Regions from separate parts of the Homo sapiens genome. Here region 1 is linked to region 2. Evidence: chromatin loops called from intact Hi-C (ENCODE). Cell type or tissue: natural killer cell. All regions are shown on one strand.

Region 1 (8,000 bases), 57 kb after region 2:
TAGGTTTTCTAAATCCCAGCTGGCACAAAATAATAAGATGCATTTATACACTGGCATTGGGTAAAAAGATTCCCCTTGGAGTGGTTTTCAAAATCTTTTCAACATTTATGGCATGAAGTGTTAGGAGCTCTGCTGGTTATTCTCTGCCAGATCTATTCTTTCACCATGAAAAATATCAGCCCACTCACTTGCCAGCTGGCTTCCAGTTGGGTTTAGCCATTGGGAAGCACCAGCAAGAGACTGGGAGTGGAGGGAAGTCAGGATATTTGTTTTTCATTCCCTCTCTGCATTGACACCACTCCCCTGACAGTGACTACATATCTTTTCAATGAATGATCATGCTGGTTGGTCCTCCCTTCATGGCACCAGCTCTCGTTGGATCTAATACTATTAATCTCCTTTGGCCCCCTGGCCCCAAGGGTGGTAATGACTCCTGAGTGTTGATAGTTTCTGGATACATCTCTTAATTCCACTCTCATCTCTGTAAATAGTCCCTTCATTACAATGTCTTCATTTATACGAACTGAATTCTGTTCCAGACTGGGAACTTCAATTATTCAAGGCAAGAGTATCAAATGAAAGAATATACATGAATTGTTTTGTCATCTGTATTGCTCTTTATATTAAAGGGGTTATCATGTTCACTCTGCTTCAAATGTACCAAATGGTAAATGAAGGACACAGTGCTTTTGGGCTCAGGATTCAGAAGTCTTGGCTCCTCAAACGACGATCTAAAGTCATATCTCATTGAGAAAATATAAGTGGCTGGGCACAGTGGCTCATGCTTGTAATCCCAGTGCTTTGGGAGGTCAAGGTGGGAGGATCGCTTGAGGTCAGGAGTTTGAGGCTGCAGTGAGCTATGATAACATCACTGCACTCTGTCTGGGTGACAGAGCATGAGCCCATCTCAATAATTAAAGTGTATATATTAAAATGTATATATATATGTATATGTAAACTGACAGTGTCTTTCATCTTCCCATCCCCAAATCCACCATTTCACTGGTACTCTGTTGCCCTTATCCCCTGCCCTCTCCTGTTAGCATGGAAGGCCAACACTTCACTGTGCTCTGGGTCTCCCCCTTTCTCAAGGACGTTGATCCTGCATTTGTCCATTTTCTCTCCCACAATATCAACTTTTCTCTCTGTGGGTTTATTTCCATTGTCATTGAAATATGCCTCTGCATCTCCAATTCAAAACCAAATAAAACAAAACCTTAAACTCTCATCCTCTCTAGCTACTTATTTCTCTATTCCCATTTTTAGCAAAACCTCACTGTTATCAGTTTCTTTTCTCCCATTTACTTTTCAATCATTCCATTTGACTTCTGTGTCCATTATTCCACTAAATCTTTTATTTTTCAAAGTTACCAATCAGCTCCACACTGCCAAATCCAGCAGTTACTCCTTGATCCTTATCTTACTTTATGACTCAGTAGCATTCAACCCAACACAACCCAAGTTGATGACTCTCTTTCCTGGAACACTTTCTTCTCTTGGCTTCCATAGCATCACACTCTCTCAGCCTCTCTCTCAGGCTCTTCTTCTGTCTCCTCTTTTTCTGCTAAGCTTTTAAATGTCAGCATGCTCTGTGGTTGAGTCCTCCCGCTTTTTCTTTTATTTATTTTTTGACAGTTTTTAAAATTTAAAACTTCTTAAATTTTAAATTAAAAATAAAACACTTTCACTACTATTTTCTAGATGAACTCATTTAGTCTCTTGGCTAAAATACCATCTATATGCTGATGACTGCCCAACTGGTATCTTCAGCCTTCGCTACCCAATTAGTATGTCCAGCAGCCTACCTGGCAAATCCAATTCAACGTCTAAGTTCAGACTTAACTCATTCAAACAAAACTCCTGATCTCTCCCTCCCCTGAGTTCATTGTTCCTCGCATCTGCCTCATCTCCAGAAATGGCACCACCAACCATCCTCTCAGTTACCCCAACTAAAAACCTAGCCATTATCCTTTATTTCTCATGTTCCTTCACATCCAATCCATCAGGAAGTCTTGATTCTACCTCCAATATATATCTCAAACCTGTTCATTTCTCTCCATCCTTGGCCTCACCCTAGTTGTAGCCACCATGATGCAATGACTTAATCGACCTCCTTGCTTCCACTCTTGTCCACCTACAATCTATTCCCTATACAGAAGTCAGGACAAACTCCTAAAACCTATAAATCAAGTCATGCACTTAGTACACTTCAGTGGATTCCATTCCACTTGGAATAAAACGGACTCCTTACTGTGGCCAAAAAAGCACTACATGTCCTGGCCTCTTTAAATATCATCCACTTCATTTCATACCACATTGCTCCTCTCCACACCTCTAATTGTACCTCAAACACTCCCAGCTTATTCCTACCTCAGGGCCTTTGCATTTGCTATTTTCTTCAATGTAGTCTTTCTTCCCTTGAATTACTGATGTCATTTTGGTCTTAGTTTCAATGTCACATCCTCAGAGAAGTCTTTTCTAAACTACCTAAGGTATTCCTTACCCTGCCTGAGTTTTCTCATGGTACTTACCATTATCTGAAGTTATCTGCTTTATTTATTTAATTTTTTATTTTCTAAATCTCCAGTAGAATACAAGTTTCATGAGACCTGGGCCTTGTCCACTTTTTCCACAACTATATTTCCAGGGCCTAGAATGGTACTGACACATGATTCATTCAACATTTCTTGAGTAAATGAGTGAACTATATCGAATAGGAAACACGTTAACTTTTCACAGATATTTAGAAATTGAGTTTGCTTTCGTCATTACCTATTTCATTCGTGAAATGTAATATACACATTTATCTTCTTCCTGGTCACAGTTTGCAAAAGAAATTCAAAGTTACAATTTGGTAAATCATTTTTAAAAAGTGTTCATCTAGCTTGGTTATAGTTTTGTAAATCTTTCATTAATTCTTCTAAACTTGTACTCTGTCCAGGTAGGGTTAGTATTACTTTATGTTTTCTGGCCCCACATAATTTCCATAATAATTATTTCTTGCCACAAAAATTCTGCATAACCAACCACCCCAAAACTCAGTGCCTTAAAACAGTAATCACTTACTTTTGCTCAAGTTTCTGTGAGTTGGTTACAATCAGCTAGTGCAGGCTGGGTGCTGCTGGGGGCCCTAGCCTACATGCCTCCCTGCTTCCTTGGGCCAGTAGGCTAGTGGGGGTAGGTTATCTCATGATGATGGCAGAACACTGAAGAGTAACTGGAAATACCCAGGGCCTCTGAAGCCTAGGTTTGGAGCTGGCGTGCTGTTTCTTCTGACTCATTCTGTTGGCCAAAGCAAGTCACACTACTGAATATAAAGTCAAAGGGCAGGAACTGCAAAGTCACATGGAACATAGCACTGACATAGAGAAGGTAAAAAGTCAGGGGGCAATAATGCAATCAAACCTACCACAATTACAAGGGGTGGCTTTTCAATGCAGCATTTGACAATACAGTCTTTACAGTGTACCCTTCCTCACAGGTAGCAGTGTTCATATTCCTGAACACTCTGGTGAAACTACAGTGAAAAGAAGGAACTGTGACATATACTTGTAGGGTATGCATTAGAATGTTCACAAGAACCATGGACAAAAGCCAGCTTATTCAGTATGGATGGCATCTAAAACTTGCCATCTCAACTTTCCTTTATGGCTGGTTAGCATCTTCCCATAGATACTCATATGTGAGGAAAAGGGACTTAGACGTGTCCTGGGTGAGATCAAAACTAAGTCACCTATGGAAGGATTCCAGGAACTAAAGGGTTTACCATGAAGAAAACTTGGGGAAGAGATTAAAATTGTCTTCAAATATCTGAAGTGTTCTTTGTGGGAGTTGGTTTAGACTTGTTCTATGGGGCCACAAAAGGCAGCACCAGAGTAGATGGATAGAAATTATAGGAAATAGGATTGGGCACAACATGTGGCAGAAAATTCTAGCCATCAGCACTGTCTAATGATGGAAGCATTGCCATCACAGAGATATTAAAAAAGAGCCTGAAGAGCAACACTTAATAAGCATTATTGTAATTAGCATAGCAGCTATCATTTATTGAAGCCCTACTAAATACCAGGAGCTGTGCTAAACACTTTAACCATGTTCTAACTCTCAACAACAAGCATTGTTCACAACTCACAGCTGAGGAAATCAAAGCATAGAGAGATTAGGTAATTTGTTCTAGGTCAAAGGGACAATGGGTGGAGGAGCTGGGACCTGGCCCAAGGTCTGTCTGATTCCAGAGCCCCTTCTCTTTCCACTATACCTGGCTGCATGCTGAATCACCATTCGTCAGGATAAGGAATTCAAGAATAAAGTGGGAGCTGAGCTTTACGAACTCTTCCAGTCCTTATGGCTACAAGTCTAAGAAATCTCACTAAGGTCACAGCCACTGCACATTTCGTGAAATAGCTTTTGTACTCTGGTGATTTCTGAAAAACTCTTGTGAACTTTGGTTGATGGATACTAATCTTAAAAATTGCCTTTAAGAACTCAGGGTTCTGTGCTTAAGATTCACAATCATATTCACACTTCACCTTTACCTTGCACTGCTTTTCCACAGTTTCAGTGACGTTCCCAAAGTACGGCTTGTTAATCCTCACATGGTCTCTGTGGGAGTGAGTGCTGGCAAATGGTAAGGCTGGCAGAGGATGACTCACTCAGCCAAGGGAGGCAGAGATGTGGTTAGGGAAAGAGCAGACAGAAACACTCTCTCTCTACACCCAGTCCAGAACTCCGAGGTAACTCCTCTCCAGTCCTGGTTCTACTTTTCAACGAGAGAATGGTTCAGTGTAGTCACTTGCCCTCATTCCCACCACCAGCTCTCCCACACATAAGCTCCAGCTCTATACAACCTCATCAGGGATATGTCCCTTCCTGCCCTCATTCCGTACAGCATGCTCTTCTTCCTTTTTGAACAACCTCATCGGGGATACGTCCCTTCCTGCCCTCATTCTGTACAGCATGCTCTTCTTCCTTTTTGAGAGGAAGAGCCTCCCTTTGAAAGACGAGATTTTCAAAGTGGGTGGTCAAGGAAGATCTACCTTCCAGGCTGCTAGATTTTATTTTCATATTTTGAGATAATTGCTGCAAGCTGATTTAAATATTTCAAAGAATAATTCCATTTTGTTTTCATCTTTAGGCTTTTTAAAATGCAGGGTGTCATACTAAAAATTCTAATAAGTAAAATGTGCAACGCATAATAAAATGTGCGTATTTTTTCATTACCATCTGCTTCTCCTTACACTTACAGGAAAAGACTTCTTTAAAGGGTTGAAGCCTCAGTGGGGTACACAATGTTGATCTTACATACTCTGCCATTTGACTAGGGGAGTAATGTAAGCTGCTAGAGAAGCATATTAATTAAAGACTCACTCAACCTGCAGACCACTTGCTCAAGAAAACAGAAAAACTAAGCGGATTCTGGAGAGTCATCTGTCTCTGGGCCAACAGCCTATTTTCCACCGTTAGACTCAGTGCTGGCATCCCATAGTTTATGAGATCACAATCAGGGTGGAAAAGGCTAGCCATCTTCTACCTCTTCTTTCTATCCAAATGCATTATTCCCTCCTAAAACCATCACAGGTAAGTGGTTGTCTGGCCTCTACTTGGACCCCTCCAATGACAGGATATGGCTTCCTAACTATTCTATATAGCAACTGTTCATTCTACTTCAAGTAGAAATAATTTTTGACACCACTAACCAACATTGATAATGAATCTACCCTATGGAAAGCACTGTCCTAGGTACTAAAGGAGATCTGAAGAACCATATGAAAACTGCTGTTATTGCCTGAAATAAGCTCCTTGCCTCTGAGAGAGAAGACCTGCTCCCTGATGATCAGAGTCTCGTGAGAGAAAACTGGCAAAGGGTGGTGATGCAGACCCTGCTCCTTGCTGATAAGAGGTGGGGGCCAGCTTTCCTACAGTGAAGGCTTGTCTGGGGGATGAGATGGAAATGCCTTGCTGCAAGATGAACATGAAACATGAAAACAAACGTCCAGCACCAGGCAGCAACTCCGGAACAGTCACTTCTTCTCCTTTGTTTTGGTTTCCAAGGAAATCTCTTGATGTGTGAAGGTATTTTGAGTGTACCAGAGACAGATCAGCATATGAAGGATAGGCAAGCTGTCAGCATTGAGGGCCTAACATGAAATAACAGGTGTGCCACAACCAGAGGCCAGAGGGTGGTAATGGGAAAGCTAGGATCAGAAAACCTAGGGGCAAGGTTAGAGCAGAGCCTGTGGTAAGGCTGAGGTTGATAATGGAGGTCAGTATCTCCAGAAACATGGTTAGGCTGGGTCTAGGTTGAACCTGGTAGGTATACACACAGAATTCTAAATAAATAACTATGTGATAAATATTCCAAAGAAGTAAAACCTATTTGTCAGCAAGATTATTACATTCATTAAATCCTGTTTGGAGACTGTATAAAAATTGGCAAGCTGAAAATAAGATCAGTAGAGTTTGTTTTCTGGTCGTTGTTTGTTTAGTTTTTTAGAGCGGACGGCAGCAACTTAGGCAGGAAGTGCATGTGAAGAAACAATGTGGTGATACAAACTTTGAACTTGTATACCGTCTATGACCTGAGCCACTTCATACATATCACCAAGGCCACTTTGGTCTCTGTTAGTCCCCAGCCCCTCAAGACTCAGGGGAGGAGAACAATCGGGAGAAAGCAAGTGATCTGCTAAGGATTAAGTCCTGCTTTTCAGGGAAAGTGAGAATCCATTATGGTTGCCACCAGCAGGATGCTTGCAAGAGTTTAATGTAAAGCTCTCCTGGGAGAGAAGTGAGAGGAACCCTGGTTTGTAGTGTTCACGTATTTGCATGGTGTAAATACTTCCACTATGGCCAGTTTCAAGCTACCAACATGAAGTCACTGAACATGCACCTAGGAAGAGATGCTTGCAGTCAGCTCTCAGGACAGGTGTGGGCCACCTCCAGCATGCACCCACAGCAGCTGCAAGCCTCCTCAAGAGGGCTGGTGCTTGCTGGGCTTCCTTTTGTATTCCTTCCTGTCTGGTTTCCTTGCTCCCCAGGTGTTCCTGAACCCATTCCACTCCTCATCTCACTCCTAATCTCATGCCCTCTGGGCCTTGCCCAATGACTGGACAGTTAATCCAGATCAACAAATTCCTCTGCAGGAGACAAGGACTTCAAGGGTGAATCCTCTCAGAGAAATCCACATTGCAACAGCAGTTTCTTGAAGTGGTTGGTGCTCTAAACCAAGAACAAAAATGTTAATATAAGGTGAGAATTTGGGAGAAGGGAAGCTCAGTTCCTTGTAAAGCTTGTCCTGTTCTTCTTTCTGGGATAACCTGGTATGTCATACCCTGGCCCACATAGGACAGCCTGCCATATAGTTAGACTAGTGTCTATTTCTTGTCATATTATGGTGTCCAGGAATTTATGGAGCTCTGAATATCTTGGTTACAATTGGCTTTTAATTATTTACTTGTAATGGCTGGGGGACACCATAACATGGACAATACACAAGCTTTAAATTAACCCTGACCTGCAATTTCAAACTTTTACAACAGGCCTTTAAGCGGAGTCTTACTAAAGCAGGAGAGGGGCTGGCCAGGCTCATCTCTTCTCTCCCACCCAACTGCTGGGGCAGTGATGACAGCTGGTGCCACAACCAAGGCCACAGACACAGAAGAGGGAAAAATCTGGTTAACCCACCCCCAGACAAAGGTGATTTGTTCTAACCAAGCCTCCCTCAACTCCTGTTGCAGAGAAGCCAACGTGGAAAAGACTTGAAGGAAAAGAACCCATGCTTCCTGCCTCTGTTCTATTGATATTCACTGTCCTGCTGGGGCCAGAGTAGTAGAGCAGGAAGGAGGAGCAGGCCTTTCAAGTTGCACAGCATCTAGGTACACAGGAACAGACCTGTACAAAATGAGCACATGCCCACACAAACCATCCCTGAAGCAAGCGAGTGGCTGAAGAACCACACTATTCTCTCTGGGTGAGAACACCTGATAATGATATGTTACGTTTTT
Region 2 (8,000 bases):
GCTAAACCAAGTGGAATCAAAGGTATTATCTTTGTTTTATTTTCCCCAAAATTCAACTGAATGGTAACATGTAAGTGCTATATTAAAAATGAAACTATTCCCTATAATTATGAGGTATACATTTTATTTCAAGAGTTTATCTTCATATAAACCCAGTTTTGGATTCAGACTTAACAGGCATGTGACCTAATCTGTCAGTAGCTGATATTCAGGAATCAAATCTTAATGAGTTACTGGCCTTCAGCTTTGCCAGAGTTTACCATGATAGAAATCACTTAGCAAATTTAAGGATCACTTTCTTAACCAGGGTTTTAATGTAGTATAAGAAAGAAAGAAAGAAGTAGAAGTAGAGTTATCCTACAAAGTGAAAGGAAACTAAACTTTTTAAAAAATGGATGTTAATAGAATTGCAGAGTGGTTTCTTTGGCAGTGAGCATGCAGTTTTTGGTGGATAAATGTTTAGTAAGAGTAAGTGCATTATATAATGAATGGAAGAATGTATTAATTAGTACCCTGATGGGGGTAGTTAAAAACAACTACAAACTATGTACCTTATGTACTTTGGCATTTTTTTTTTTTTCAGTTACTAAGCAACTCTTGTTCCCTGTCAAGCCATATATTAGAGAGGATGCTACTCTCACAGACCAAATTCTGGCCTAGTTCCTGGGTTTCATTTGTTAAATATGCAGTCCTCTAGGGGAAGAATACAGGATTCATTTTAAAGGAAAATAAAATTCTTGCCTAATCTTCAAGAATAAGTACATAACTCCATTTTTAGACACAGTGCCTTAAATTAAATCCTTGTTCAGTAAAGATCTCTTTTGCGTTGATAATTTATGAACTGAAAAATAAGGTTTGTCTTAATGTAAGAGAATTATAGTATCATTAAGATAAAAACAGAATATTAAAAAAATTTTTTTTGGTAGAACTTGCAAACCAGAGAGTAAGTCTGTGAAAATCAGCTCAAAAACATTCTTATAGAGTTAACAAGTTACTCTTCAGAATTTTTTTCTGTTTTCCTCTGGATGAAGACTGATCTGGGGTTGGCTAAATTTTCTGGGACTATTTCAGATTGAGACAGATTTCTGAGCTCATTATAATTCAAAGAGGCTATTCCATTTTATGGTTTTTATTTAGTATTAACATTCTCAATTACCTCTTTGCCCTACTTGAAGTAGTCTGTAATGCCTCGGTTCAAATACTGGCATACTAATTATAAGGTAGTTGTTACTATGGCCATCTTGGCTAAATATTTACTTAAAAGGTCTTCCTACTCTATTCAGTTTTTAACCAAAAGTAAACATTTTCATGTTTTCTTTCTTCTGCATGTGATGTGTCCAGAAGACACTTTGTTACCATTGGGGAAGGAAAGTATTATTTTCTAACTTCAAGTTGTTCAAATGTGTATTTATAGTGGTATAATTATAACAGATACATAGTGATGGTATAATAGCAAATATATAGCATTCACTGTTCTAAATGTTTACATGTAATAACTCACTTAATTCTCACATCACCCATGTGAGGTGGTTATAAATGTTTACATGTAATAACTCAGTTCTCGCATCACCCGTGGTTATGGGTAATACATCACCCCTGTGTTGTATTACCTAGACAACCATGTGAGGAAACTGAGGTACTGAAAGATCTAATAAGTTAAACAAGCAAATTTCTAAATGGTGGTAGACCTGAGGTTTAAACCCAGGTAGTCAACCTCCAGAGCCTGTGCCCTTAACTTACTCTATAACAAGTGATTTTCAGATTTATTAAAACTATTACGTAATGTTGGAATCCTAGGAATGGAGCTGAATGTGATTACACGTAACAAACTACAAGTATACATTGAGAATTCCTCTGGAGTGAGGAGTTACAACTCATACTTTTTATAATGTATGAAAAAACCTAAAATTGGATATATTTACAACAGTTGGAGAATCTACAGAAATGGTCCATTTTAAGAAAATAAATTAATAATTTCTTTAAAATATGTACAAATTGTATCAGTAGAGAAATTGTATCATTGTAGATGTAGATTTGCTGTGAAGCTACTAAAGCTGAAGTTTTGGGGTCTCTTATTTGCACAGGTTCTTTCTAAGCTAATTTTTTTAAAACACCATTTATGAAATGTAATCATGCCATAAAGTTTGCCCATTTTAAGTATATATATATAGTTCAGTGAATTTTAGTATATTTACAGAGTTAAACAACCATCACCAAACTCTTGAATTTAGAGCTTTTCCATCACCCTCAGAAGAAACCTCAACTGTGCCCATTTACAGTTACTCCACATTACAACCCCAGCTTCCAAGCTAATTTTGAATTCTTTCCTTAAAGAGTGCCCCCAACATTAAATAAGCTTCATGCTCCTTAAAATCTGAACTGCCCTTGGTTGTTTCCTTTGGTTACCTTGTAAAAAAAACTGTATTTCATTTGGTTTTGTAAATATTTTATTTAGCTAATGATGGATTCTCCAGTCAGGAAGGTAAATTAATCCTTTAGTTAGGAGGATAAATTATTGAATGACCCTGATATTGCTAAAGGAAAAGTAAATGCCTAATATCTTGTTTATCAAAATAAAAATGTTTCAAGTAATTTAAATTAGGGGCTTTGCAAAAGTAATGAAAATATGTATGTGATGACTGTAATTGAGAGAGATGGCTTGCTCCCTTATGTTGTCTTGCTGAACAATGAAACAAGAGTACTTACAACTGGAATGTGTACATAGCATTTATTTGAGAAAAATCAATGTGCTGGTTAAAGGTTTTAGTATCCCTTTTGAAAATTTACTAGAAAGTAAGAAAGTGCTATCTTAAGTAGGAACTCCAAAGTTATTTCACTAAGACACAGATTCTCATAGTAGAACCTAGGTACTTCTTTAGCTGTCTGTGTATGTTCGTTCTTACGCTGGGAAAGAATGTGCTCTATAGCTTGAATGAATATAATGTGCTTTTTTGAAAAAGATACTCTGTATTGTAGTGGTATTCTGGTATATGATGGTATATTTTAATTATGTCACTTTAATATTTTATTCTGTAGTGTTCAGAGCGATACTTTAAACAAGCATAAGATTGTTTTAAATTAGGAATATACATTTTTCACAATCTTTTATATTTACTTTTAGGTGAAAGATATTCTCTCAAAGGTCCAGAAAAATCATGTGGGAAAACCACTGCTGAAAATGGATTTAAATTCAGAACAGGCGGTAAATCCCCCTTTTTGTTATTAGTTTTATGTAATTACATTAGTGAATATGACTTAATTTTATAAATGAACATCTATTTTGCAATATGTAGCATGCATATATTATTTTGTAGAATTAAAATTGATTGATATTCTGGAGTAATATGTCCTAACATTTCTTTAGTTAAATTATTAATTTTTAAAAATACCTGGCTGAGGATATTGATAGTGCTCAATGTGCTAGCACAGTTGTGATTTGAAAAGAACAGAGGCTCAAAGCCAGCAAGATGAGTTATTGGTATTTTCTTTCCTTGTTGGTCCAGACTGCTTAGCAGGTAAATGTTTTACTTAAATTAACAAATTTGATTATAGATAAAGTATACTCTACCAACGGGTGGAGTTTAATTTGTATGTTTAATGTCTTCTGGATATCATAAATGTTCTTTCAATTATGCTTTAGTATTTAAATAATTTACCATAAAGTCTCATGGGAACAGAAAATGGTCAGTAAGTACATCTTTTGACTCAGTAGGAAGTACTTAGCACAATTTTCAGATTTCTTTTCTTTGCAGAATGAAAGAATCTAAAGTTTATTATTTTTGTTTCCAAATTTTTTAGGAACAACTGGAAAGAATCAATGATGCTCTTTCCTGTGAATATGAGTGCCGCCGACGAATGTTAATGAAACGATTAGATGTGACTGTACAGTCCTTTGGATGGTCTGATAGAGCAAAGGTAAGGCTGTTTTCCCATATGTGTCCTGTAGGTGGTAGCCTATAACAGCTCTTCTGGCTTGCTTGTCTGTTATGTAACCATGCCACATTTGTACTTCATCACCATCTCAACTACATGCCCAGGCCAACTACTGGTCTTACAAGATGATCCTGGTCTTGTATAAATCCCTGTTGCATATAACTTAATTTCTCCCCACATTTTTGACATTTATTTTAAACTCATAGATATTGTGATTTATGCCAGGATATGCATAAAAGAAGGGGCATCATATGAGATAATGAGATAGATACAGTGAGCAGTGTAAGAAGAAAGCAGGATATAAGAATAGTTGCAGGTAGTACTGATGCCAACAGGCCTTAAAAGTATCTTAAGGCTGGATGAATATAGAATGTGTTTCAGTTGAAGAGGGGGTTGGGAGGTGAGGGCATTTCCAAATTTGAATCTCTTCAGATAGCTTTCTAAAGAGCTGTCTCCCATCATTCCCATTTTATGCCTTTAATCTGTACCCATGCTTAGTCTGGGATCACTCCTCACCCCCGCTCTCCCTACCCTGCATCATTGCCTGGAAACTCTCCAGGCAGTAAGCTGAGATAATTATAGGGCTTCTCCTCATTTAGGGATCATTGTCCTGTGTTCCTTGATGTCCAGTGTCTGACCATCATTGGTTCACATCACATGGGTTATCCAGTTTTTTAGTTGTTTCAGGTGGGAGAGTTAATCTGGTGCCGATTACTGTATCTTGACTGAAAGTGGAATTTCAGGTATTATTATTTTTACATTTTTTGAATTAACTGGGCAGTTCTTCTGCCCCATGCTGGATCAGTTGGGGTCACTTATGCCAGCAGTTCCCAACCTTTTTGGCACCAGGGACTGGTTTCATGGAAAACAGTTTTTCCATGGAGGGTTGGGGGGCAGGGCGATGGTTTTGGCATGAAACTGTTCCACCTCAGATCATCAGGCATTAGCTTCTCATAAGTGTGGTGCTTCTGTTACCTTCTTGTCTTTCACATGACATCTCTTTCCATGTGATATATTAGTTTCCTATGGCTGCTGTGAAAGTTTACCACAAATTTAGTAGCTTAAGTAATACAGATTTATTCTCTTAAAATTTGGAGATTAGCAGTCCTAAAGTGAAGGTATTGGCAGGGTTGCATTCTTCCTGGATCCTTTAGGGGAGAATCTGTTTCCTTGCATTTCCTAGCTTCTAAATGCCACCTGCATAGTTTAGCTGTTGGCTTCATCTCCTCTCTTCAGAGCCAGTAGCCCGGTAGAATCTTCCAGCCTTTCTCTCTCTCTCTGCTTCCATTGTCACATCGCCTTCTGTCTCTGACACTCCTGTCTCTCCCTTATGAGAACCCTTGTGATTATATTAGGCCCACACAGATAATACAGAATAACCTCTCCATCTCAAGATGTTTAACTTAATCATACCTGCATCTGTAAGGTAGCATTCACAGGTTCTAGGAAATAGGATGTGGACCTCTTTGGAGGGCTAGTCAACTTACAAAGGGGCTTCTAAATGAATTTTATTTTTTCTTGCATTGTATTTCTGCAATATGATAAAATGCTTTTTTTTAAAAAACTATACTTTAAAAAATTAGGTCTTCTAATGAGTTCTCCATTTTCTGTATACTTTTTCTCTCAGAAACTTGCATCCACTTACTGCAGTTTTGCTGTTTGCATGGCTATCCTTGGCTGCTCTACTACCTTCTAGATCCCATGGCTCACTCTTTATTTACCCCTTGTTCTGCTGTAGGAAATCCACAAGTAATTTCCAAACAAGGAGTGCATAGGAGGTGATTTTTGTCAATCTCTTTGCATTTTGAAAATGTTTAGTCTGCTTTCACATTTGAATATAAAATTCTAGGTTGAAAATGTATTTCTCTAAGAATATTGAAGGCATTGCTTCATTGTTTTCAAGTATTTAGTGCTGCCATTAAGAAAACTGACTCCATTCTCTGTGTTTTTGTGTGACCTGTTATGTTTCTCTGTAAGCTTTTGGGCTCTTTATCCTTGGAGTTCTGAAATTGCACAATATGTGTTGGTCTGAATTTTTTTTCATTCATTGTGCCCTACTAGATGGACCTTTCAATATGTAGACTGTTTTAGCTTTTATATTTTCCTTTATTACTTTTTCCCTTTTTTCTGTATTCTCTTTCTGAAATGCTTTAGTCAGATATTAAACATTCTAGATAGACTCGCTTAAGTTGTTTTATTTTTTCCCCTCATTTTCTCTCTCCTTTTTTAATTCAGTTTCTCAGAAATGTTTTTAACTATTTTATACTTGGTGTTGAATTTTTGTTTCTGCAATTATTTTTTAAATTTCCATAAATTCTTTTTGATTCTTGATTTTTTAAAAATATATTTTGGTATGCTATCATCTTGATTAAAGATAGAAACTTTGCTTTTTTTTTTTTTTGCTTTCAATTATCTGTTTCCTCTAGCATAATTTTTTGTTTATTTGTTTTTCTTGGTCTCTCCCATGTCGGTGGCTTCCTCAGCTGCATGGTAGTTTTTGGTTGTCCATATTTAAGAGTAAAGCACTGGCTGGCCATGGTATTGTGTGCCTATAGTCCCAGCTACTCAGGAGGCTGGGGCGGGTGGATTGCTTGAGCCCAGGAGTTTGAGGCTGCAGTGAGCTATAATCATGCCACTGCACTACAGCTTGGGCGACAGAGCAAGACTCTGTCTCTAATGATAAAGGCAGTTGGGGTTGGGGGGCAGGTGCTGTGCTCACACCTATAATCTCAACACTTTGGGAGGTTGAGCTGGGAGGATTACTTGAGGCCAGGAGTTCAAAACCAGCGTGATCAACATAGCGAGTCACAGTCTCTTAAAACAAAAAGAAAAGAGTAAAGCACTATAAAGCCTATTGGGAACTACAGTCGTTATTAGGGATGGTTAATGTCAGGTTTTGGAGCTGGCCGATGTGCTGTGGCAATTCTTAATGCCAACGTGTAGTCTTTGTAGCTGCTCATTTTCTCAGGAAGATAAACCTCATTTTTTTTTCCTATATACTGTGTTTTTCTTTGTCCAGGAAAGGAGTAGCAGCATGTCACCAGGGGTTGGAGGGATGGCCTATTTTACAAATAGACTTTGAGTGTTTTGAAATGTTGGTTCCCTTTTTATCTGTCTCTCTTTCATTCTTCTTGTCATAGGATATATGTACCTTTTATAATTTAGTGTCTTCAGTATGATTCATTTACCTAGAAATCCTCCCTCGTGTGTTTTACATAGAGTCCCTTTCCAAACACCTGACAGATACAGAAAAGTGAAGAGTGATTAGAACAGGGATTGAAGACCATCATTCATGCATTTTCTTTAATAAACATTCAGCACTTTGTATATGTCAGGTACTATGTACCTGGTTCAGGATGAATATCTCAGTACTCCGTATGATTAGGTATAGAAGATTTGTGTGTGTAATATCTAATCAGCTTCTTGGGTGGTTAAAGCCTGATTCACTTCTGCATGTGTGCCAGGATAAACTCCAGGGATGTCTGTGTATTTCATTGGAGTAACTGCTTTGTGCAAGAAGCTCGAGTGCTGTTAAGAGCTGTAAGTTACCAACGAAGCAGATGACATGATTGCTTACCTCAAGAAATGGAATAGAGTTCAGATGTGTGGGAAGCACCAGCATTACTGAGCTCTGGAAACTTAAATAGAGGTTTTATCTATGTTGGGTCTCCAGTTTAACCTAACAGAATTTTAATGAGAAAAAGGAACGTAGGAATATTAGGCAAATTGTGAAGGGTATTTGCATTAAAATTGTCTTAACGTACTTTGATATTTTCAATGTTGGCATTAAGATTACAGAGAAATCCAAAATAAGTGAGTTTTGATATATTCTTTCAACATTCAGTGACATAGATTCATGGGCATGTTTGACCCCTGAACTGGACTTAAATGGGAGCTTTGAGCAAATATTCCTTTAGGAAATATCTTGATATTTTATCTTCTCATGTTGGTCTTTTTTCTTCATGTTTTAGGACAAGGAGTTTGTGTTTTTGTTTTTTTCTTATTTGGGAAGGTTTTTAAAAATATATTTTCCTTAGACTATGCATGGATCAGTTTTGGCCTTTCAT

What was found. Hi-C counts contacts between places; a loop is a spot of excess contacts. Peaks named below come from ENCODE experiments on the same cell type or tissue, not always from the same donor. Only the 100,000 strongest peaks of a DNase experiment are listed, where the experiment ranks them.
Region 1: it touches region 2 in a loop (2.1-fold over the local background); 5 of 110 quality-filtered maps call a loop at or near these places.

What each region holds. Positions count from the first base shown.
Region 1 is chr15:38,527,049-38,535,048 of GRCh38, forward strand. All of the region lies in intron 2 of RASGRP1 (RAS guanyl releasing protein 1), which reads right to left. Among named protein-coding and RNA genes, the nearest start is that of RASGRP1, 34 kb to the right of the region's middle. RefSeq lists an enhancer at 3,305-3,364. In natural killer cell, no CTCF peak of the experiment used is centred here; DNase peaks (open chromatin) are centred at 3,250 and 6,551.
Region 2 is chr15:38,470,384-38,478,383 of GRCh38, forward strand. It overlaps FAM98B (family with sequence similarity 98 member B), which reads left to right. Exons shown (of 8, transcript NM_173611.4): 4 at 1-22; 5 at 3,122-3,202; 6 at 3,799-3,915. Among named protein-coding and RNA genes, the nearest start is that of FAM98B, 20 kb to the left of the region's middle. In natural killer cell, CTCF peaks have their summits at 3,915 (motif pointing right) and 4,117; a DNase peak (open chromatin) is centred at 3,968.